Regions from separate parts of the Mus musculus genome. Here region 1 is linked to region 2. The links are chromatin loops, found by intact Hi-C in ENCODE. Cell type or tissue: left cerebral cortex. All regions are shown on one strand. Each heading gives the region's core, and the rest is flanking DNA. Links, peaks and the distances in the headings are about the cores only. Region 1 overlaps 2310065F04Rik (RIKEN cDNA 2310065F04 gene). Region 2 overlaps Gas7 (growth arrest specific 7).

Evidence for each region. A loop is a pair of places that touch in the nucleus more often than their neighbours do. Peaks named below come from ENCODE experiments on the same cell type or tissue, not always from the same donor. Only the 100,000 strongest peaks of a DNase experiment are listed, where the experiment ranks them.
Region 1: a loop joins it to region 2, with 5 times the contacts of the local background. A loop is called at or near these places in 17 of 42 quality-filtered maps.

The regions. Positions count from the first base shown.
Region 1 is chr11:67,103,286-67,114,416 of GRCm38, forward strand. It overlaps 2310065F04Rik (RIKEN cDNA 2310065F04 gene), which reads right to left. Exons shown (of 5, transcript NR_038055.1): 5 at 9,176-10,832. Among named protein-coding and RNA genes, the nearest start is that of Mir6923, 9.0 kb to the left of the region's middle. In left cerebral cortex, for the core only: CTCF peaks have their summits at 7,125 (motif pointing right) and 8,914 (motif pointing left); DNase peaks (open chromatin) are centred at 7,123 and 8,935.
Region 2 is chr11:67,669,719-67,680,849 of GRCm38, forward strand. Gas7 (growth arrest specific 7) reads left to right here. Exons shown (of 14, transcript NM_001109657.3): 9 at 876-954; 10 at 4,520-4,648; 11 at 5,881-6,004. It also overlaps a transcript of Glp2r not described here. Among named protein-coding and RNA genes, the nearest start is that of Rcvrn, 20 kb to the right of the region's middle. In left cerebral cortex, for the core only: a CTCF peak has its summit at 6,671 (motif pointing left); a DNase peak (open chromatin) is centred at 6,656; H3K27ac peaks cover 1,395 bases.

The DNA of each region.
Region 1 (11,131 bases), core at 4,140-9,139, 570 kb before region 2:
TGCTTTGATTTGCCGTCACTGCTTCATGGCAATGCCATAGCTGTCAAGAGGTGTGAGAGGCGGCTGTTGCTAAGAGGAAATCATGGCACTGAGAAGAGGTTTGATCTACAGCCCAAGCTGAGGTGGGGCCGGAAGAGCAATGGTCACTCCCCTCTCAGAAGTCAGGAGGGCTGCTGCACACCGCCTTCTGTGGGAAGTGACAATGGAGAAGACAGAGCAAACCTCGTTCCCAGGGATTCTGGGTAGTGAGTGCAGAAGAAACGAGATCTGGGCTGTCACGGTTTTCACACAAAGTAGGAGCCCTTAATGAATTGCTATCAGAAGTAGGAAACAGGTTGCCAGGCATTCTCGGCCTCCTAGATAAGGGCGTGCGCACCTTTGCTTACATAGGAGTCCCCATCAACACCCTACACTGGGCCTGATCAGGCCTCCAGATGGGACTGCTCCCAAGTCAGCAACATAAGATGCAACCGATAAATCTATAGTATGAGGAGCTCGGCTGAACAAATAATAGAGTTTAAAAAATACATTGCATATAAAAATACAGACTAGTAAAAGGACTTATATATTGAGATTTAACAGGCTTTATAAGCCAGTTACACTGTATGGATTTAAAATTTAATGTTGTGCTCTATTTAAAAATGTGTGTGTGTGTGTGTGTGTGTGTACATGCTCAAAGCATGTATGTGGAGGTCAGAAGACAGCTTATGGGAGTCAGTTTTCTTCCACTATATTTGCCTTGGGGACTGAACTCCGGCCATCAAGCTTGGTAGCAAGCGCCTTCACCCATTGAGCCATCTGACTGATCCAAGGAGTTGTTAGGACTGGATTTATATGACAGTTTGTTAAAATATGGGACACAGCATTGAATAGTAACTATTCCCTTTCATCCTTAGGGAAGACTCTGACTCTGTGATTCTTTTTTGGAACCAGTTCTTATATTTTACAAGTCTAGGCTGCATTTATAGATGAGAAAGGAAGGGAAATGGAACAAGTGTTGTTTGAAGTCAGTGTGCTGACAGAACTTAACAATTCACCAAAGAAGCTCTTGATGTGCCTAAATGCAGAATGGACACACACACACACACACACACACACACACATTCACACAAACATACACACATATGCACTACACACACACTCATGCACACACACACTCACACAATACACACACACATACTCTCTTCCACACACACATACACACATACACATACTCACACACACACACACATACACACAAACTCACACATGCACACACAACACACCCTCCTGAAAGTCCCCGAGGCTGTGGGCTCTGCCTTGTCCTCTCACCAGTGAAACATGGCATTGCACACAAGAGCACAGTTCAGTTCTGGAAGCTACCCTGGTGCTAGGCAGCAATTTTGTGAAGGATATAGGTAGAAAAAAAAATCACTTTCCAAGAGTTAGGAATATCATGACTTTTTTTTTTTTTTAAAATGAGTTTGCTTACTCCATAAAGCAAAAGAGACCCTCCGTGATAGAGGCCATCAGCCCTGTTAGTGAACAGAGAAAAATGAGAAGAGGAATCTCCTTCCGAGGGAGGCTCAGGCATGCCACACGAGCCTCAGAAGGGCAGCCCGCTCCGGCAAGGGCGAGCAGGATGACCTCAGTGCTATTATTGAACTCTTACAGTGTACACCGCAGGCACTTTCTCACATCGTTGCATAAAGACTCGATGGTGATGAGACGGGTCTCTTTATACTTGCTCACTACAGAAAAAGACACATGGTAACTTGCCCAAGGTCAAGGTGGCAGAGCTGGGGTAGTTTTGAGGTTCGAAGACTACATTTACCCTGCAAAGTCTGTCTACAGGAGCAGCAGCCAGATCCTCAGGGGAATCTCCCCAGGGAGGAGGGGTTGACGGAACCAGAATTGTGCTTCCCCCCCTTTTGATTACTGTTTCTGTCCCTCCTTCAGGCACTGCACCCTAAGATTTCTCTTGTCCCCTGCATGCAGCAGTGCATCCTTGGGACTCTCACACAGACCCTGGATCAGTCATTGGCACAAGGTGATCTTTATCCCATCTATGATATCCACTAATGCTTCTGCGCGTGAACCCTAGGTCAGGGTGAGGAAGAGGCTGACAGTGTCTTCTTTGCAATCTTTTCTTTCCAGTTCTCGAAAAACCCCAATTCTCTCTTTCATTACTATTTTTTCTGCTGTCTGGGTAAGGAATTGATTTATTTTTCTCCCTGTAATCCTTATATGATCCAGAATCTTCTGACTTGCTGAGTTCTTTATTGGGTGGCAAATCTCAGAGCTGTAGAGTTCTTCTATTTTTATTACCTTTTGTATTTTTTTTAATTATAAAAGAAATATATGTTCAAGAATAGGATTCTTAAAAGGGCCGTCAAGTACAAAGAGACTGTCAGCCGGAATGGTAGAGTTCTTTATTTGGAGGGGCCACGGGGTTGATTTATGATTGGCAGATGGCCCCCATCTGAAGGAATCAAGGGACTGGTTTCTAATAGGAGTAACATGCCCTTATGTGGGGAGTTGGGGCAGCTTGCAGCCACTGGCAGCTGGTGAGGGTAGCTTTTCATTTCTTCACGCCTGGGTCACTTCAACAGCTGAGTTTTAATAAAGCAAATGTGCCTCAGACTATGGGGGGGGGGAGCAGGCCTCCTAGAACACCAAGGCCCATTTGCACCCCTCCCACTAATCTCACTGCTAAAAACAGCTGAGGCTGAGAGGCCCTCAGAGTGCTGGTTGGATCTGAGCAGTGATCCAGTTACCCCGAGCTATGCTGAGACATTCCAGAGGCTCTTGTGTCCTCGGCTGCAGGCCACTAGGAGCCAGAAGCCCAAGATGGTACAGAATATTTTTATTCAAGATGGCCATGCTATCTATGGCACATAGAAGCAAGAAGCCCCTTCTTAAGGGCATGTTCTAACAACTGAAACACGGTCCCCTTTCGGGGAAGCTTTTGGGAGGATTAGGATTAAGTGAGCAAGGGAGAATGGACCCCCGTAGGGCTGGCTCTCTTCACAGAAGACCTGGACAATGCTAAGAAAAGGTTCCTCTTGAATGAAGAACACGGAGAACGGCCATCTCTTCAGGCTTCCCAGCAACTATATGGTGTATAACTCACGGAACAAAGACAAGTAAGACAGAGCCTTGAATTCCAAGGACAGTAGATGGAAAATAAGCACCCGAGTAAAGATAAGAAGAAACGGAGAACAAAAACAAAACAGAAAACTCTTAGTGCAGTGGAGAATTGAGGAAGGAGGCAGTTTTACAAAGATCAAAAGGAAGGCGTTAGCCACGAGCAAAGTGTTTTGTGCGGAGCAGGGGTGTCATGCCCCTGCCGAATCCAGTTCTTCGTAGAAAAGGTCAAAGGAAAAAAAAAACGGGGAGACTATGTTGCCCTCAAGAAAAACCAGTTCTCTCTACTCCCACTTCCTGCCTTGTTATCCCGACTCCTGATCAGTAAGGAAGAGACAATACACTTCAGAAATGCTTCCTTACACATTTTCAGACAGTCATGAGCTCCATTTTGTTGTCTTCTCAAGCAGCAGGCCCCTGAAAGCCAGGCTCAAGTGTGAGAGAGGACACTTGGGGACTGAGGTGCTACCTGTGAGAAGCCAAGACCCAGCCAGAGCCTCCATCCTACACCTTGGTTATCTAGTAGGCGCTTCCGGTCTGTGTTTTCACACAGCCGTCATTTACGAAGTGCCTACTACTGCCCAGAACTGGGAAATAGGAGCAGAAATCTCTTGGAAAGTGAGATAGAAAAGGAGGGAGAGGAGGAATCCTTGTCTTAAGTCCTCAGAGTGGGGAGGGCAGGAGAGTGGGAAGAGAGACAGACATTTTCAAATGCGGTTCAGCCTCTGCCCTGGGTGACTTACAGCAGCTGCACCTATTTTGGGCCTGAGGTCTCCGTCCCCGGGCAACAGGTGGGAAGACCTAAGATTTCCTGGTACATTCCCAGGGCACAAGTCACCCTTTTTTAACGACTCATTTTAAGCTAGAAACATGGAGTCTTCCTTTTCTGTTTTCTGAGCCAGCCTTGGGGATCTAGGCCTCAGCACACGGGTGGCGACTCGTGGTTTCTGGGTCTCGCTCGCTCGCTCTCTTGCTTTATACTCACACACGCATGAGCGCACATACACACATAAGCACGCATGCTCGCACCTACGCACGCTCCCTTTCCTGAGCTAATGAGTGAAGTACGTGTCAATCACAGTACATGCCCAGGAGCCCACGGAAGGGAGTCAAGTAAGGGCATAGGTAGGGAGCAGAGATTAATTTACCCGATTTGTCGTCCAGCCCCAGCCTTAGCATCCCTACACTAACAGGACCTTCCATGGGCTATGTGGTCCATAAGTTCCCACTGATAAGATTTGACATTACCATTGGTCAGTAGGAGCAAAAGCGTACAGCCCTTTGTTTCCAAACCGTTGCAGAATAAAGACTAATCTTCCAGGGGAAAATCAGCTCTTTGACTGTGACTTCATCCTTATGATCAGGGGCAGCTTTTGCTAGGATGCTTTCCAGTTACCTACATCCTTTACTCTTAGCGAGGGATCACACGGCACTGCCAGCACGGCTACTTGGACACTGGAATGGGCACCTGCCGCAAGAGTCCCTGACTTTGGTAGGCGTCTTCTAGCCTGTCATCAGAATTGTTCCCTAAGCTGAGATTCCAACCCCTGACCCAGGGCTTGAATGCTAGGTGCTGAGCACAGCGTTAATGACCTTGTTTCTTCTCTTCAGGTTCTGTCTTGTCTCATAATACTGTAGTAATCTATCGATTTAGCCCCATTGTCTGAAGCATAGATAAGAGATGCACACAGGCTTTTTTTTTGGTGGCTCTTGACATCTTTGTAGGAAAATATTAACAGTGGTTCTGTGGCGTAAGCCATCCTGAGCTAGCTCCAGAGATTAAAAAGACAGCTTGAATATTAATCATTACACGGAAAGAGCGATTTTCATATCGGTTTTCCTTAGTGTGTTTCATGACTTCATTGAACTCCCCCTTTGGGTTTTAAAGGCCGATAAGAAGAGGAACCCATGATCTCTTGTAATATGAAAACAGGAGAGAGAAATACCCAGGAATTAAAGGTTCAAGTGAGGGGGAAGAAAAAGGAGGGGTAGGTGTGGGTTAATCAGAAACTAAGGGTGTATGTATATAAAACCCATATGGAAATCCACCACTTTGCAGCTGAATTGCAAAAACAAAAAATTTAAAGGCATTTGAACACAAGTACTCTTCATGGGCGAACAGTGCTTCTCCAAGAAGGTATGGGTTATTAAATTAAAATATGCCAGGCTTCGGGATACTTCTTTAGGAGTAACTGGTCAAGGAGGCTGCAGAGACCCCTCCCCCAAATAACACAAGCTCTTGGTTTCCACCATAACTATGGTAAGATCCGATTGCTGAAGGCACAATACACTCTGGTTTCGAGAACTCAGGCTGGACCCGACCTGAAGACTTCCTCCCTGATAGATAGCGTCCATAGTTCTGGAGGTCCCATAGATGACAGCTGTAGGAGAGAAGCCATTAAGTGGTATTGCCCAGATGTGAACCCTGACTGCTGCAATACTTATCTGATGGGCAAAGGTGTGTGCCCGTGGGCGTAAGTGGCATAAAGGTTACAAGGCTAACCAACCCTTTTCTGAGGGGATTTGAGGTCTGGCATTGTAAACTGGGCCAAAAGCCCATAGCTTAGGAGGTTCTAGGGCCTGGGGGGTGGGGAGGGGGAGAAATCCACTACTGTTGTTGGGGGAGAAATCCATTACTGTTGTTCTGTGGATTGGATGCACTGTCAAGCTGATATATATATATATATATTCAATCAATTGAGTGTATACTATATCTATATTTATATACTCAATCAATTGTGTATATACTATCTATCTATCTATCTATCTATCTATCTATCTATCTATCTACCTACCTACCTACCTATCTAGCTACTCAATCTGGCAAACATCTTGGCTTGCTTGTCTGGGACACAGTAGGGCCAGTCACTTCCTTCATGGTCCTGGGGCTTACTAAGAACAGCTTGCTGCTGCCACCCCCTATGGAAAGGCATCCAAGGTCATGTTGCCAACCCAGGAAAGGATCAAAATCTCCAAGTCCAGGTGCGGAATGCATCTTCTTTTCCCACTGGAATAAACTGAGCCACAGAAAAGTGGGAACTATGTTCAGTGTCCAGGGTAATCATGTCACAGCCGAGTCTCTGCAGAGCAACAGAGGTCTCCTTAGAGGCCTGCGTGGAATCTGTGTAACTTGCCACAGTTCTTTCCAAACACTCCTGGCCTCTGTTACAGTTGGTCAAGCACCCTTGTCTCAGAATGACACTCGCTGGGTCCCACCTGTGGCAGAAGAAAGGGCCCTCGCTTGATTCCCCACAAACATGGTCATGTTGCATTTGCTGAAATTCTAGCCTTGCTGGGTTGTCTTTCACACCAGCTCAGCCACCAGTGCACGCTCTGACATGTTTCTGGAAGCAGCCCCTGCCTTCTATCACGAAGGTCAAATCTGGGACCTCACACAAGCTACACAGATACGTTACCACTAAGCTACACCCCCAGGCTGTACTTCACTTTTTATTTTGTGAGTTGCTCAGGCTGGCTTTGAACTCACTCTGTAGCTTACCAAGTCTAGACTTTTCCCTGCTCCCCCTTCCTCAGCCACGTCGGTACCCAGGTCACCTTCAGTAGTGCCGAACTTTCCAGCTATGCATCTTTGTATTTCCAGTGCCTGCCCAGATACCCTGTGTTTTCAAAGGCTCTTAGGAATTGATTTTCTCATATTTGTCTCAAGTAGGTGAAGTGAGGATTGTGGAGGTTAGAGACACAGTCTCCACCTTCTCTCTCACTTCTCTGATGGGAAAGTAGGGGGCAAGAATCTGCCTCCGGATCTCCCTATCTGTGTATATGACAGTGCTACACTTGGGAACGCCCCACCTATCTCTCCCCTTACCTCCTGACCCATCTGTCCACACAGTCTCCCATCTGCTCCATCTCAACTACCACAGTGCAAGGTCCTAAGCATTGCCTCCCATATGGAGAACTGCTAGGAAGCCAGAGGCTCCAGGAAGACATGCTGTGCTTGGAGTCATCTTTGAGAGCTTGGTACCAGATTCTCCCACTAGGTGGCACCACCGCTCTGCCAGAAGCACAGTTCCCACAGATCTGTGATAATATTCCTCAGGTGCCAAGGGCTGAAGGTAGCTCCTGCAAGATGTGACTGGACAGAGAAGGACTCCCCACTACCTCAGCCTGCATTCATTAGAAAATGCCACAGCAATGCTGTCGGATATTCAAGTTGAGGTAAAAGCTCAAGAGGAAGCCTGTCACAATTTAAAATTTTGTTCATGGAGTTTTGAGTGTTAAGTATGAATCTTTTATTTGGTGTGTGTGTGTGCTCAAAGATGGAGGCTATGCCCGAAGATGAGCATGGGCCATGACATTGGGGCTGTGCCTAATGAGTTGCTATGGCAACAGATGCTCTTGCTGTTGTACATGGCCCTTTCTCTTTGTGAGGGCACTGGGCTAGGGAGGATTTCTGGCCAGCCACCATTCCTGGGTGTCCTGGCTGGTTTTGTGTGTCAACTTGACACAAGCTGGAGTTATCACAGAGAAAGGAGTCTCCCTTGAGGAAATGTCTCTATGAGAATCCAGCTGTAAGGCATTTTCTCACTTAGTGATCAAGGGCCCATTGTGGGTGGTGCCATCCCTGGTCTGGTAGTCCTGGATTCTATAAGAAAGCAAGCTGATCAAGTCAGAGGAAGCAAGCCAGTAAGAAACATTCCTGCATGGCCTCTGCATCAGCTCCTGCTTCCTGACTTACTTGAGTTCCTGTCTTGACTTCCTTTGGTGATGAACAGCAATGTGGAAAGTGTTAGCTGATTAAACCCTTTCCGCCCCAACTTGCTTCTTGGTCATGATGTTTGTGCAGGAATAGACACCCTGACTAAGACACTGGGCATGAAGCTGTTGAGAAGAGAGAACCATTGGTAGCCGCTAATGTCTCTCAGGATATATGTCCACATGGGAAGACTCCACTTTCCCTGTGAAGCCCCTTCTGCTGTCCACACCCCCTGAAACCCCTTGCCACTTCCCTGCCTGGCCAGGTTCCCCCCAAAACCCCGATACCCACAGTGCCCTCACCAGGATTCCTGTTAAAGCTCTAGTTAGTAGAAGGGGCAAGTTTTCTTGCTTTCTGGAACAATCCTTTGTCCTTCACATGGCCTATTTCTTTTCTGTAAGGTATGAAACGTGTTTTAATCACTCCTTTAGACTCCTTCCTCTCTTGGTCTGAGAAGACCCTTTTTCATTTTCTCTTCTGTCTGAACTGCATTCTCCATCCCTCCTACGATGCCCCTTCTCTGCTCTTCCCTTCTTTCTGTGGATCCAGGCTACACTGCAGAGGTGGAACGAAGAAAGGATGTCAAATAAGCTGCTCAGCAAACTCACAGGGACTAAGGGGCTCCGTGTGCTAACTGCCACTTCTAGCTTGGGTGGGGAGAGTCAGTTGGGGAGCTTTGTAAAACATGGATGTTTATGGTCGGGCCCTGTGGAATAAATAGATTCTTATGTCCAGCTACCTGGGCTGCTGAGGTAAGAGGATTACTTGATCCCAGGATTCAGACCCCAGCAGAGGCAACATAGCAAATACCTGTCTCAGCAAGCAAGCAAGCAAGCAAGCAAGCAAGCAAGCAAGCAAGCAAGCAAAATACCACCACCACCACCACCACCACCGAATTGCCCAGGTCACCCACAAGATCATCGAAACCAGAGTATGTGAGGCACAGTCTCCATACATCAGGAGTTTATAACACCCCCAAACCTCCATCTGAAAATGATTCCCAGCTGGTGGGAACTAGGGTATCAAAAAACAGACTTGGGTTCTGTTGAGCCTAAGCTGCCACCTACAGGCCAAAGTGGGTACTGTTTTCAGCTGCAGGAAGAGAGGGTAGGTGACTCAGAAGCTCTGAAACTCCAGAATCTGCCTTTCCGCTCCCCAATGCCCATCAGACAGCCGCATCATCCCGAGAAACTATGTCTTTTCAAAGCGAGAGAGTTTCCATGTCTGTGTCCCGCCCCCTCCATCCCAGAGTCTCCTTCTCTGCATGCCAGGCTAAGAGCACATCTAGAATTTAGTCTCAAACTTAAAAAACATACAGAAAATATGTGTTTATTTAAACAGTACTTTAAAATTATATTTCCCCGTCCATTCATTCTGCTCAGGGCGGGACTGGGTGGGTACTGAGTGACATCTTAACAGGTTGGTGTCACTGGGGACTCAATACCATATTCATATGTTAAGAGTGAGACATCTGTGCGCCTCTATTTCTTCATCTGTAACATGAATAATTATTGCACCCACCCTAGAGGATCAATGCTACAGCTCAGATAAAAGGCCCCACACAATAGTGTCTGATAGAAACAGCAGTTCCCAAGAGCTAGCTGAATTGTCTGACAATGGCAGGGCCAGACAAAGGCATGAGATACGCTGAATTCTGCTCCTTTTACTCTAATCACGTGACTTGATTCATGCAGGTGAATCAAAATGATCCTGAGACTCAAATACTGAGGGTATGTACTCAAACAAACAAACAAACAAACTGGTTAAGTCAGTCTCGCCATCCCCAACCTTTAAAACCAAGTTGCATTTTTGGAGAGTGCCACCAGAGGGCAGCGGTGAGCCACAAATAAATGGCCATGTTGTTGGACCAAGCACAGATTAGGGATGCTGCCTTGGTTTTAACCACCTGGGTTTTCTTAAGCCTGGAGTAGCACATCCGCTAGTTTGCCCGGGTCTGAGTCTAAATACTCTTCTGGCGTCCACCTACAACTTGGGACCGCGGTGACATCTTCAAGGTGGGGTTGGCTTTCATGTCCGTAACGGGTCTTCCACGTAACCGTTCTTTTCTCCTCACTCACTCACCTGCAAACATGGCAGATGGATCATAAAGTGCATCCCCTCTGCTTGAGAACCCATTCCCGTGTCTTTGCCCACGAACATCTCACGCTCACTAACGGGGGCCGGGGGGGGGGGTCTTGTCGCTTGGGAGATGCTCTCGGTGTCCGTTGAGCTCTGTTCCACCTACCATTCTTTCCTTAGTTCAAGACAGGTCCTACAAAGGGTTTGGTTTCTCCGACAGAGACTGCACTTCTGTGACCATTCCAGACTAGAGTGACCCAAGCATTGGGCAAGGCTGAGCACAACCCCAGGTCTCTCTTGAGAACAGTCCCCCAATCTCAAATCCCCAGAACACAGTCCATGCTCCCTGAGTGACGCCTCCTCCCTGCCAAGCGGACTCAAACCTCAAAGCTTCCTGTAAGAACTGTGACAAGAACCGATGCCCACAATCCAACTCTTCTGTCCTCAGCCCACCCTAAGAGATAATTAAAGCAGAGACGTACTTTCTGATCCAGTCAAACAGTGAAGGGATAGTAAGTATCCCTCCAACCTAGCAAGCCCTCAGGCGATCCTGGCAGCAATGTGCCCCACTAACCCCAGGGCTGCCTGAACCACCCTACCTTCAGGTTCTCATGGGAGAACTTTCTGATTATGTGGGCTCCTTAAGGAGAATAGGGGAGAGGGGTCTTGCGGGATTATGCAATGTTAGAAGTCGATAGGATGCTGGACTTAAGTGCTGCCGACTATTTTAAGAAATGGGAGAGGAAGGATATGAGGACTCAAAGGATTTAATGCCGATTAAATCGGAGAGATCACAACATCCTTGTGGGGGATTTATTGCTAAGATGGAATCGTGCTGAGTGAATAGACACAAGGTGCTCAAGACAGCGGGAGAAGAAGAGGGCATGGTGTCTTCTTGGCCTGTTTGATCACCCTAGAAGAAAGAGAGAGACACAGAGGAAATTCATGGCGGAATCACACTGTGAGCCTCAGGCTTGATCTAGCTGGCCCTACCAGGACAAGCGTGAAGGAAAAAAAAAAAAAAAAAAAAAAAAAGGAAAGAAACAAAGAAACCCGAAGGGAAATGATTGTTAAAATGAGAGTTTAGGAGCACAGGATTGTATTCAAGAAGTCACTCGATGGCCTAGCAACAGATTCCTGACAAGGGAATCTGGCAGCTGACAGTCAGTGCCCTGTCTGAATACTCCTAGAGGCCATCATGAGCTGGAATGC
Region 2 (11,131 bases), core at 4,136-9,135:
AGCATCATCACCCCAGATCCACCTTGTCTTTCTCTGATAGGACGCCAACAGCACACTTCCTTCTTCCAGACTCTATAAATGCCACTTGACAGTTTCTCATGAACACCCACCAAGACCAGGCTAGCACTGCCACCAGCTAGATAGAGAAGTAGATCATGAGGACCAATCTGCTAACTGCTGGCTTGGAACCTGGAAGCAGCAACTCAGGTGCCCTGCCCCAGCGAGCTGTCTTCTAAACAGCCTTAGCCACTGAAGTTTAATAAATTCCCCGGGACTAGCGGCTTTCCCATGAAATGAAGTCAGCTGGCTGGGTGAGAGGTCTGGAGAAGGAGTCAGGGGTCTAGTTTAGAATGGTCATGGGGCTTAAGGGTCCAGATAATGAATTCTGTATCTCAGGGCCTTTGGAAGTCTCCAGGACTTGGGGAGATGCCTTCTGCTTGGTGCATCTCTTTGGAGCAGAGAGATGGCACGGTTTAGAGTTCACGCGGCGAGCCACAGTGGGGTACATGATCCAGAATCTACTAGAGAGAAGCCATGCCTCTGCAGTTGGCTAAGGGAGCCTTCTCAGTGTGGGGCTGCACCTGGGATGTCCCTGGACCCAAGTGGACCATCTGCGCCTGTCCTGGAGGCCAAGTGGCCTGAGAATCTAGTTTTCTTTCTTCGGTTACTAGCATATGTTTGTCACCTCAGCAGCAAACCAGGGTGTGCTGTGGAAGGGTTCTGGAGACAGTGATGGTCAGGCATCAGTATTTTATGCCTCCCTAAGACATGGAGCTGAGAACCACCATCCCATCTTAGGGAGGGCTGTAGCTTTGGGGCAGAGCTCTCTTCCACGCCTCCCCCCTCCCAAGTCTAACGACTCCTTCCTGTTGCAGCTCCTTGGGAGAGGCATGGGCCCAAGTAAAGAAGAGCCTGGCAGATGAGGCTGAAGTTCATCTCAAGTTCTCTGCCAAGGTAACCCTCCTGCTCCTCCAGGGTTAGACCAGGGCCAATAACTGGTTACCAGCTCTCTCTAGCTTATATTGCTCACCCTTTTCCGTGGTACCAAGCCCCTGAATGCAGCATTGAGAGGGGATGACCACAGCTCACTCAACATTAGACAGTGTCTCTATTGAACAGACAGTGTCAAAAATGACCAGACATTTGACCCAGAAGCAAAGATTAAAAACACAATGTAGGTGTTGAGAAATGATTGCTTTTTTAAGTTTTAGTCTAGGTTTCTGATAATTGATGCTTCATATGGTGTGAGTTTATTTCATGTCTTTTTAATCATGGCTGTTTTAACAAGCAGCTCACAGTGAGCTCCTAGGAGCCATGGGAGGCAGCCCTGGGGGTCTGTGTGGTAAGTGTAGACACCCCCTGCTCCACTGAGGTGATTCCCAGACTTTCTCTGTCAGTTTCATGGATAGGCACGGCAGTCAGCTCTGTGTCTGGGAGCACTGGGCTGTGGCCCGGGGAGGATGTTTTAAAACTGGTTCATTGCTGCAGACTTTCTGAACACCCCCTCCTTTCATCTGCTTCCAAAGACACTAGGACCAGACTGTTGTGAGTCCAGGCCTGACTCTGTCCTGTTCACGACAGTGGACACTGAACACCTTGTAGGATACGTAATAGATGCCTTCAGAAGAAACGAGAAATTTCAGCAGCAGTTCTCAACCCATGGGTCCCAACCCCTTGGGGGATAGAACAACCTTTTCACAATGTTGCCTACGACCATCAGAAGACACAGACATTCACCTCCCGACTCATAACGGTAGCAAATTACAGTTATGAAATAGCAGTGAAAATAACGTTATGGTTGGGGGTCACCAGGACATGAGGAACTGGATTACAGGACCACAGCACTAGGAAGGCTGAGAATCCCTGACACAGAGCCTGTGGCCATCTCCTCCTGGCCCCCAATCTTCCGGCTCTGCTTTGCCTCAGGATTTCCAAATGAACCTCTTTTCTCCTCTTAGCTTATATCTCCATATTTCCTCTCAGACTCTTACTTCCCTCTAAGTGAAAACCAAACTAAATGTCTCAGTGAAATAATTTGCACTGAATGTGTGTGACTGATAGGTTTGCCCAGCAACGTGCCCTCCTTTTAAAGGAAGAGAGGCCTTTGGGAGTGCCTCCCAGCATCTTGACCTGACCCTCTCTTCCCTCTCACCTCCTGTCACTGGCCATCCCACCACAGCAGCCCTGAGTACTACATAGTCTTGTGTCTGAACACCCTGGGCCCCTACGATTATCAGCTTTATCATTTGACAGTAGTATCTCACCAAGGCACTGTTCCCTCCTGAAGCTTCCACGATAGCTAGCCCTGTCTTTGCGGTGCTGTTCCCATGTGTCACTGCAATTCCACTGAATTGGGGCATTGGGGTCCCTCACACGCGCACTCTTGAAGGACAGAAATGTAGTGCTATCTAACCCTCGCTCTGTGATGGTGTAGTGACCGCCTCAAGGGCTGAGACCCTGGGTAGCTTTGCAGGGAACTGTGCTGCTCCTGGCTTCTGAAGGGTGTGAGTGCCAGAGACAGAGCTGGCATGGCCCCACCCCCACGCCCCCGGGGGGTGGGGAGTGACATTTCCCAGCCCACAAGAGCATGCTCACCCTCATACAGTCAAGCCCATCCCTGGCACATTGGCACAGGAGCCCCTGTGAGGAGAGAGCTCCCTGAACAGCCACTCTGCTGCTGCAGATGAAGCAGCGGGTTATTTTTAAGTTCATGAGTAGCTTCCCTCCAGGGCCTCCCTCCTCCTGTCCCAGCTCTCAGCAGAGATGTTTTTCCTGCCTGAGGTGGAGGCAGAGGCCGCCAACTAGAAGCAAGAGGCTCCAGCACTAGGGAAAGACCCTACCTAGCCAAGGAAGCTTCCGTCCTCGCAGCAAATACCAATGGTGGATGCAGGCTGATTAACCAAACTCTAGGACCATTTTATGCAAGGCTCACAGGCTCACAGACCCCAGCGCTAAGGACAGCTCATGGAGAAGGGGCACACTTTACACCATCAGCACTTGGAGAAGGGGCAAGCAAATACGGCAGACTTTACACCATCAGCACTCTACAGCTCTGGCCTGGGAGTGTTGGTGACTGCAAACTACCCCAGTAGCCTCCTAATGGTGGCACGCTGATTTCTTAAGAGGAAGGGGACCCTGAGGATTGATTCGTCAGCCTTGAAGAATATGATTCCCGAGGCACAAAACCCATTTTATGTCAGCTCCAAAAGGGTTTATTGAAATTCTTCTCCATCTGAATGTTCAGTGTCGGGGGGTAAAAGCCTTTTAAGAAACAGGATTGTACGGTAGACTCTCCAGCGTCCCCAGTCTCTCAGCTCAAGCCGGTGCTAATAGCAACAGCAATCACAAGAAAGGCGCTCCATCTTTTGGAAGGCAGTTAGAGCCGGCCCCAGGTGAAAGAGGGGAGCGTAGACACAGCCCTGCTGATAAACGGAAACCTGAAGCACGCAGTAGGGGCGTGTGTGCATGGGCAGATGTGTGGGCGAGAGGATGTGTGTGCGCCCCGTGCTGTCACTAACAGGCTTTGTGATCAAGGGTGGGTTACATGGCATCCCCACAGTTCCACTTCTTCATGTGTGAAATGAAGCGTTCCAACCAGGCTTTAATCTTGCCCAACTGTGACTGTAAGAGGCGTTTGTACGCGGTCACCAAGCACGTGCACATACCTGCCCACGTACCCACTCAGGGATACACATATATGTAACCAAAACAGATGCTTCGTGACACACTACTTTTACTCTGCCTAAAATGTACCCTAATAGTTTGTTCTTCTTAAGGTGGGTCTATTATCTCAAAAAGCCTCGACCTGACCCACTAAGCTGATTTCACAACTGCAGTCATTCACTTCTTGGAAACACCCGGACCAGACAGTCATGGGAATCACTTCCAATCTGGAAATTTTCTTTTTCTCTTCAGAAGAGAAGCTCCAGTAGGCCAGACCCTCTGGTATGGGCCAGACCAACCATACATCTCCAGAAACACTTTCAGGAAAGATCACTGATACCATGCATGGAGCCAAGGTTTCAGAGCTAAGAGTGAATCTTAAAAAAGGAAAGGAAGGAAGGAAGGAAGGAAGGAAGGAAGGAAGAAAGAAAGAAAGAAAGAAAGAAAGAAAGAAAGAAAGAAAGAAAGAAAGAAAGAAAGAAAGAGAAAGAAAGAAAGAAGAAAGAAAAGAAAAGAGAAGGGAGGGAAAGGGAAAAAGGGGAAAAGGGAAAAAGGGGAAAAGGGAAAAAGGGAAAAAGGGAAAGGGAAAGGGAAAGGGAAAGGGAAAAGGAAAGGAAAGGAAAGGAAAGGAAAGGAAAGGAAAGGAAAGGAAAAGGAAAAGGAAAGAGAAACTACCAAGCCAATGTTTTTAAAGAAAAAATGTTGGTTTTAAGAAGTCCTTGATATATGGGCTGGAGAAGTAGGTCAGTGCTAAAGCACTGGGTGTCTGGCTCACCAGAAGCCGGGGGCTCTCGCCCCTGTGTTAGCACAGCTCATGTCTTGACACTGACTATCCTCTCTCTGCCCTCCTTCACAGCTCCACAGCGAGGTGGAGAAACCCCTGATGAACTTCAGAGAGAACTTCAAGAAAGACATGAAAAAGTGCGACCACCACATCGCTGACCTCCGTAAGCAGCTGGCAAGCCGCTATGCCTCAGTGGAGAAGGTGAGAGGCCAGGGTGCCCAGCCGGGGGACAGCATGGGACTTCCAGGACAGGATAGGTATCACTTTGCCTCTGTACACTGGAGTGGGGTGGGGGGGAGGGTAGTCCAAGGAACTCGCATCCATCCATGTGGCAGGCAGTAGTCGCTACTCCAGGACACTTGGATGACTCTCCCAAGGGCAAGTGGGAGCAAGGAGATGCTGCAGGTGAAGTGGGAGCTGTAATGGGCACACAGGTCAAGGCATCCCCTCTTTATGTGGACACCAAGTCAGATGTGCCACAGCCACTCACATGGCTACTGTGTCTGGGCCTCACTCTCAGGTCTTCCCTGTACTAATCTCCCCTCCCAGATGCCCAAAGAATTACCTTCTTGTGGGTGCCCAAACCATGGGAGGCAGGGATGCAGATAGTCAGACTTGGAGGGACAGGGTGGCCTGATTTAGTGCTCTATAGAACAGGAGGGGCAAACCAAACAGGTACCCAAAACATTGCTACATCTCCAACAAAGGCTGAGTGGAGAATGGTGGTGGTGGTGGTGGTGGTGGTGGTGGTGGTGGTGGTGGTGGTGGTGGAGGAGGAGGAGGCGGTGCAGGCACTGGAAGGACTCAGGCTACAAGATAAGGGAGTTGGTAGTCACAGCCTGTTGAGCCCTGCCAGTAGGAAACTCAGTTGACCTTATGGTCCCTCCCAACCCTGAAAGACAGTGGGTTTTTGTTGTTGTTTTTTGTTTTGGTTTTTTAGATTTATTTATTATATTTATTTTATCTGTATACATGTTTTTGCTCAAATCTATGTCTGCACCATCTGCTTGCCTGGTGCTCTTTGAGATTAGAAGAAGGTCACCCACTCCTCTGGAACTGGAGTTACGGATGATTCGGGGCCACCACGTTGGTGCTGGGACTCAAGCTCTGTGTCAGCCCCAAGAACCAGTGTGTCCTTAACCAGCTGAGCCATCTCTCCACCTCAGAGACAGTGGTTTTAGGGTCATAGGATAGGCATATGCTCCAGAGGCAACATGGCCTCAGGGACTGACAGGTTGCACACAGATGTGGCTAGAAGTGGGCAGACAAGGAAAATCTAGCTAGGTGCCAGCCCTCTAGCTCCTCCACCCCAGGGTGCCATCATCACCCACACAAGCAGGGGAGATGAGATCAGGTAGGTGGGTGGCTGGACCCTGAAACCCGGCTGTAGCTTTATGAACAGCTTCTCTGGGATGGGCTGTTCCCCGCTCCAGGCCCGCAAAGCCCTCACAGAGCGGCAGAAAGACCTGGAGATGAAGACCCAGCAGCTGGAGATCAAGTTGAGCAACAAGACCGAGGAGGACATCAAGAAGGCACGGAGGAAGTCCACTCAGGCCGGTGAGCCCATTGTCCTGACTACACCAGCGCTGGGGGAGGGGTAGCTTTCCGGTGGCATGGTCTTTCCCAACTTCCCCTGTGTCTCCTCCCTGTACCATGTCCAGGGACCTCAAGGGAAGAGACAGGAAGCAGGCAAGCTACTTCGAGATCACACTGAGGGCTTCCTGCTATGGCCTTTGGGTTTTCCCAAGCCCTCTCTCTGGGTCCAGAGATTGACAGATTGATTGCTCCAGGCACCAAGAGCTTAGGACCCTATCCCTGTTTGAAGAGTGTAACCCCAAGCCCACCCATCCAACTTGCTCCACCTCCCCAGGGAGTTAGTGACACTGTGGAAGTGAGCTCCTGTGGGTAGTACAGAGGCCAACATTGGTTTTACTTATTTACTTATTTTTTATTGATTATTTTATTTATTTACATTTCAAATGTTATCCCCCTTCCCAATTTAACCTCTGCAAACCCCCATCCCATCCTCTCTCTTCCCCGCTTCTATGAGGGTGCTCCTCCACCCCCCACCCACCCATTCCTGCCTCACTGCCTTAGCATTCCCCTATGCTGGGGCATAGAGCCTTTACAGGATGAAGGGCCTCCCCTCCCTCCTATTGATGCCAGAATTTCCCCACATTGCTCCCATGAGCAGATTTCTGCTGCCACCTAGTGGTAACAATCAGCTGATACACAAGGCGGAAAGAGGGGCCCTTAGATACAAGAGATAGAACAAGTTTCTCAAAGATGCGAAGTCTCCACCACACAAGGGCAGCACATCAGCCTCTGGATTTAAGACTTGTGCAGTGAGGGCTGGGAGATCTTTAGATATCCTTCCTTCCTTTTAATTTCTGATAAGCCCGCTGCAGTCTGTGTCATCCTAGAACCGAGTCCACCCCCTTAGAGCATGTGAACTGGGGTAGAAATAAGTTGACAAACATTAGCTACATAGTAATACATCCTGGGTCCAGACACATTTTCATAAATGCCTCACATGTTTATTGTAAATCGGAAGGGGACTCTAATAGGGAAGACATGTATTCAAATTAGTTCATTAAAGTACAAAACAGAGCTATACAGCAACAGTAGTCTATGGCCACTGGTTTCATCCGTGCCCAAAAGTGTGCAGTGCTATTCACTAGAAATACCCCCCCCGAGCAATTTTCTGAATTCACATAAACAAGAACATATGATATTCTATCTTCAAGCTTCTTTTTCTATTCATAAGTCTTAGAAACGCCACCCCCCCCCATCTCATTCCCTCTTAAACCGCTTTATATATCCATTCATGTGGATTGGAAGGAACGCAGGACCTTACACCTACGAGACTTCTTTCATCATTCCTTGGGTAGATTTTGGAACCTTGTGATGGTTTCAGACTGTTTGCCTGGGACCAGAGATACTGAGTTTGTTATTAGAACTGTAACTCTCTGCATATGTAAGGCCAGATGCTCATATGGAGAGAAGGAAGATGCTGGGTCAGAAGATTTGATTCATTTCGTCAGATACTTCCAAATTGCTTTCCAGAGAGGGCTCCACAGCCCACACCTGTGAATACCTCTTCCTTGAATGCCTATCAGCACTACCTGTTATCAAACTTGAAATCACTGGTGCACTGGTAAAAAAAAAATAATAATAGGTTTTGCTATTACCTTGTACTTCTCTGTAAGAGGGTTGAGCATTCTGAAAACACACTCATGACTTTTCTTTTCTGCCTCCTCTCCCCCACCGGCTGAGGAATTCCAATTCTTCCTGATTTTCTTGGTGTCTCATTCTTAGTGATTGATTCACAGCTTGGGTAAGCGTTAGGGAGATTCACCGCTGGTCATCTGAATTGCAAGTGTTTTCCTATGGTTACCATTTGTCTTTTATATTTTTGTTCTCTGAAGAAGGAAGAGAAAAAGAGGTGTGTGTGTGTGTGTGTGTGTGTGTGTGTGTGTGTGTGTATAAAAGAGAGAGACTGTGTGTGTCTGTGTGAGAGTGTGTGTGAGAGAGAGAATGTGTGTCTGTATGTATGTGTGTGTGTCTGTGTGTGTATGTGTGTATGTATGTGTGTGTATATGTGTGTATCTGTGTATGTGTGTGTATTTGTGTGTGTTTGTGTGTGTTTGTGTGTGTATGTGTATGTAGCTGTATGTGTACGTATGAGAGTGTGTCTGTGTCTCTGTGTATGTGTGTGTGTGTATGTGTGAGAGTGTGTGTGTGTGTGTGTGTGTGTATAAGAGAGAGAGACTGTGTGTGTGTGTGTGTCTGTGTGAGAGTGTGTGTGAGAGAGAGAGTGTGTGTGTCTGTCTGTATGTATGTGTGTGTGTCTGTGTGTGTATGTATGTGTGTGTATATGTGTGTATCTATGTATGTGTGTGTATGTGTGTATGTGTGTGAGAGTGTGTGTGTGTATCTGTATGTGTATGTATGAGAGTGTGTCTGTGTGTCTGTGTATGTGTGTGTGTATGTGTGTATGTGTGAGAGTGTGTGTGTGTGTGTATAAGAGAGAGAGACTGTGTGTGTGTGTGTCTGTGTGAGAGTGTGTGTGAGAGAGAGAGAGAGTGTGTGTCTGTATGTATGTGTGTGTGTCTGTGTGTGTATGTGTGTATGTATGTGTGTGTATATGTGTGTATCTGTGTATGTGTGTGTGTCTGTGTGTGTATGTGTATGTATCTGTATGTGTATGTATGAGAGTGTGTTTGTGTGTCTGTGTATGTGTGTGTGTGTGTGTGAGTGTGTGTGTGTGTGTATAAGAGAGAGAGAGACTGTGTGTCTGTGTGAGAGTGTGTGTGTGAGAGAGAGTGTGTGTGTCTGTATGTATGTGTGTGTGTCTGTGTGTGTATGTGTGTATGTATGTGTGTGTGTCTGTGTGTGTATGTGTGTATGTATGTGTGTGTATATGTGTGTATCTGTGTATGTGTGTGTATGTCTGTGTGTCTGTGTGTGTATGTGTATGTAGCTGTATGTGTATGTATGAGAGTGTGTCTGTGTCTCTGTGTATGTGTGTGTGTGTGTGTATGTGTGAGAGAGTGTGTGTGTGTGTATAAGACAGAGAGACTGTGTGTGTGTGTGTGTGAGAGAGAGTGTGTGTGAGAGAGAGTGTGTGTGTCTGTATGTATGTGTGTGTCTATGTGTGTCTGTGTGTATGTATGTGCGTGTATATGTGTGTATCTGTGTATGTGTGTGTATGTGTGTGTGTCTGTGTGTGTATGTGTATGTATCTGTATGTGTATGTATGAGAGTGTGTCTGTGTCTCTGTGTATGTGTGTGTGTGTGTATGTGTGAGAGTGTGTGTGTGTATAAGAGAGAGAGACTGTGTGTGTGTGTCTGTGTGAGAGTGTGTGTGAGAGAGAGAGAGTGTGTGTCTGTATGTATGTGTGTGTGTCTGTGTGTGTATGTGTGTATGTATGTGTGTGTATATGTGTGTATCTGTGTATGTGTGTATGTGTGTGAGAGTGTGTGTGTGTGTGTGTGTGTGTGTGTGTAATTTACCTGGTTTCTGCTGAGGGTTCTCTCTACAGTGGCCTTGTTCTCTCTGTGGTGTCAGGGTTTGGGGAGGACGTACTTGGAGAGGCCTCCATCTGGAAGGCAGTGCTGACATCCCTTCCTCCTGTTCCTTTTCTACTCCTCCCTCACCTCTCACGATGCCACTGGGAGGAAGGATGTCTGGATCCTCCAGGGCTCTGACTTCAAGTCACCATCCCCACCGTGAGGAATGTCTTGCTGTCTGTCTAGTCTCTGCCTCTGTTCCAAGCACTTTGCACACGTGACTTCACGATGACTCTTTAAAGCTACAACTGTCATACCTGTCAGAAGAAGGACAGATTAGTTGCCATGCCCAAAGTCATTGCAGCCTATAGGGTGGATCTAGGCTGGCATCCCTGGCATTCTAGCTCCTGAATCCACCCTCTCAACAGGCACTTTGTGAAAGGATCCCGTCTCTGCTTCTCAGGCTGTCCTGGAAAAAGAAACACCCTTCCCCCACACCACTTTCAGGTGCAGCAGACATTCCTGAAACATGTTCTCAAATATAGGATGGACATATAGGGTACCAGGGGCCTCACAGTGTATGTTCACAGGGCAGCATGCTGGCTTCATCCTGGAGCAGGTGAGGTGGCGGTGGCGATACGGGGATAGAGACACATCTGTGCTCTTCCCTCTGGCTAATACTGCTACAACCAAAGGAGTAGTTGTTGACCTTAGGCAGGGATGAAATGAAGAAAACACGCAGCACATCTGTCCCCCAAGGTGCAGGGGTTATGGTATGGCTGTGAGGGCAGGGAATGGGAATTCTGAGGTGGTCTGGAGTCACATAGACAAGTCTCCCCGTTTTCCCCCAATTTGCCACCATAAGGTGCATGAGTAAGACTTATGTCAAAGGAGTGACTCTGAATCTATTTAAATGACTAAATTCAATTCTGAGAATTCCTAGAATATCCTGTAGATGGATTAGACTGAGTCACTTGACTCTGTGGGTTGGTGCACAGGCTTCTCCCAACATGAGCAGAAACCATGAGGCCCCACTCTCTCCAGGGCCACACCTACACAGGGCAGCATGGTTGGATGTCAGCACCTCTCACACATTCCTCACCACAGGTCTGGGAACAGTTGTTGTCTGGTTCAGCAGGTCCGGGGCACATCCTCAAGTCCTGCAGTTGCCACCAATTCCTAGGGTCACTTGATGCCATCAATGTGCCAACTGTGTTTTATGTGGCAAGGCTCTTGGTGCCAGAATCCTTACTAATAATATCTTATAGTCATCCCATAGTTTGTTTTTGTTCTAATTTCAAAAATGTTTGAGATACACATGTCATTGCAGAAAGTAGTACCATTAGCCATGGAGCCGTGGTGGTCGGTCGGGTGTTCAGACTGATGCTGTAAACAGAATGCTGCGTGAACACTTCCCTCTGTTTCAGCCTGACTCAGTTTCCCCAGGCTCCCACTTGTCTGCCCCTGCTCTAGTGCTTGGATTTCTACCAGTGTACTGCACAGTGAATGAGCCGTGACCACCAGGCTGTTGGGTTGGAATTCAGAATGCTCTCCCATTTCTATCCCTATCACTGGGGTACGTGTGTGTGTGTGTGTGTGTGTGTGTGTGTGTGTGTGTGTACACGGTGGGTAGTCTACCTGGGTCTTGCATATACAAGGCAGGCATTCTTA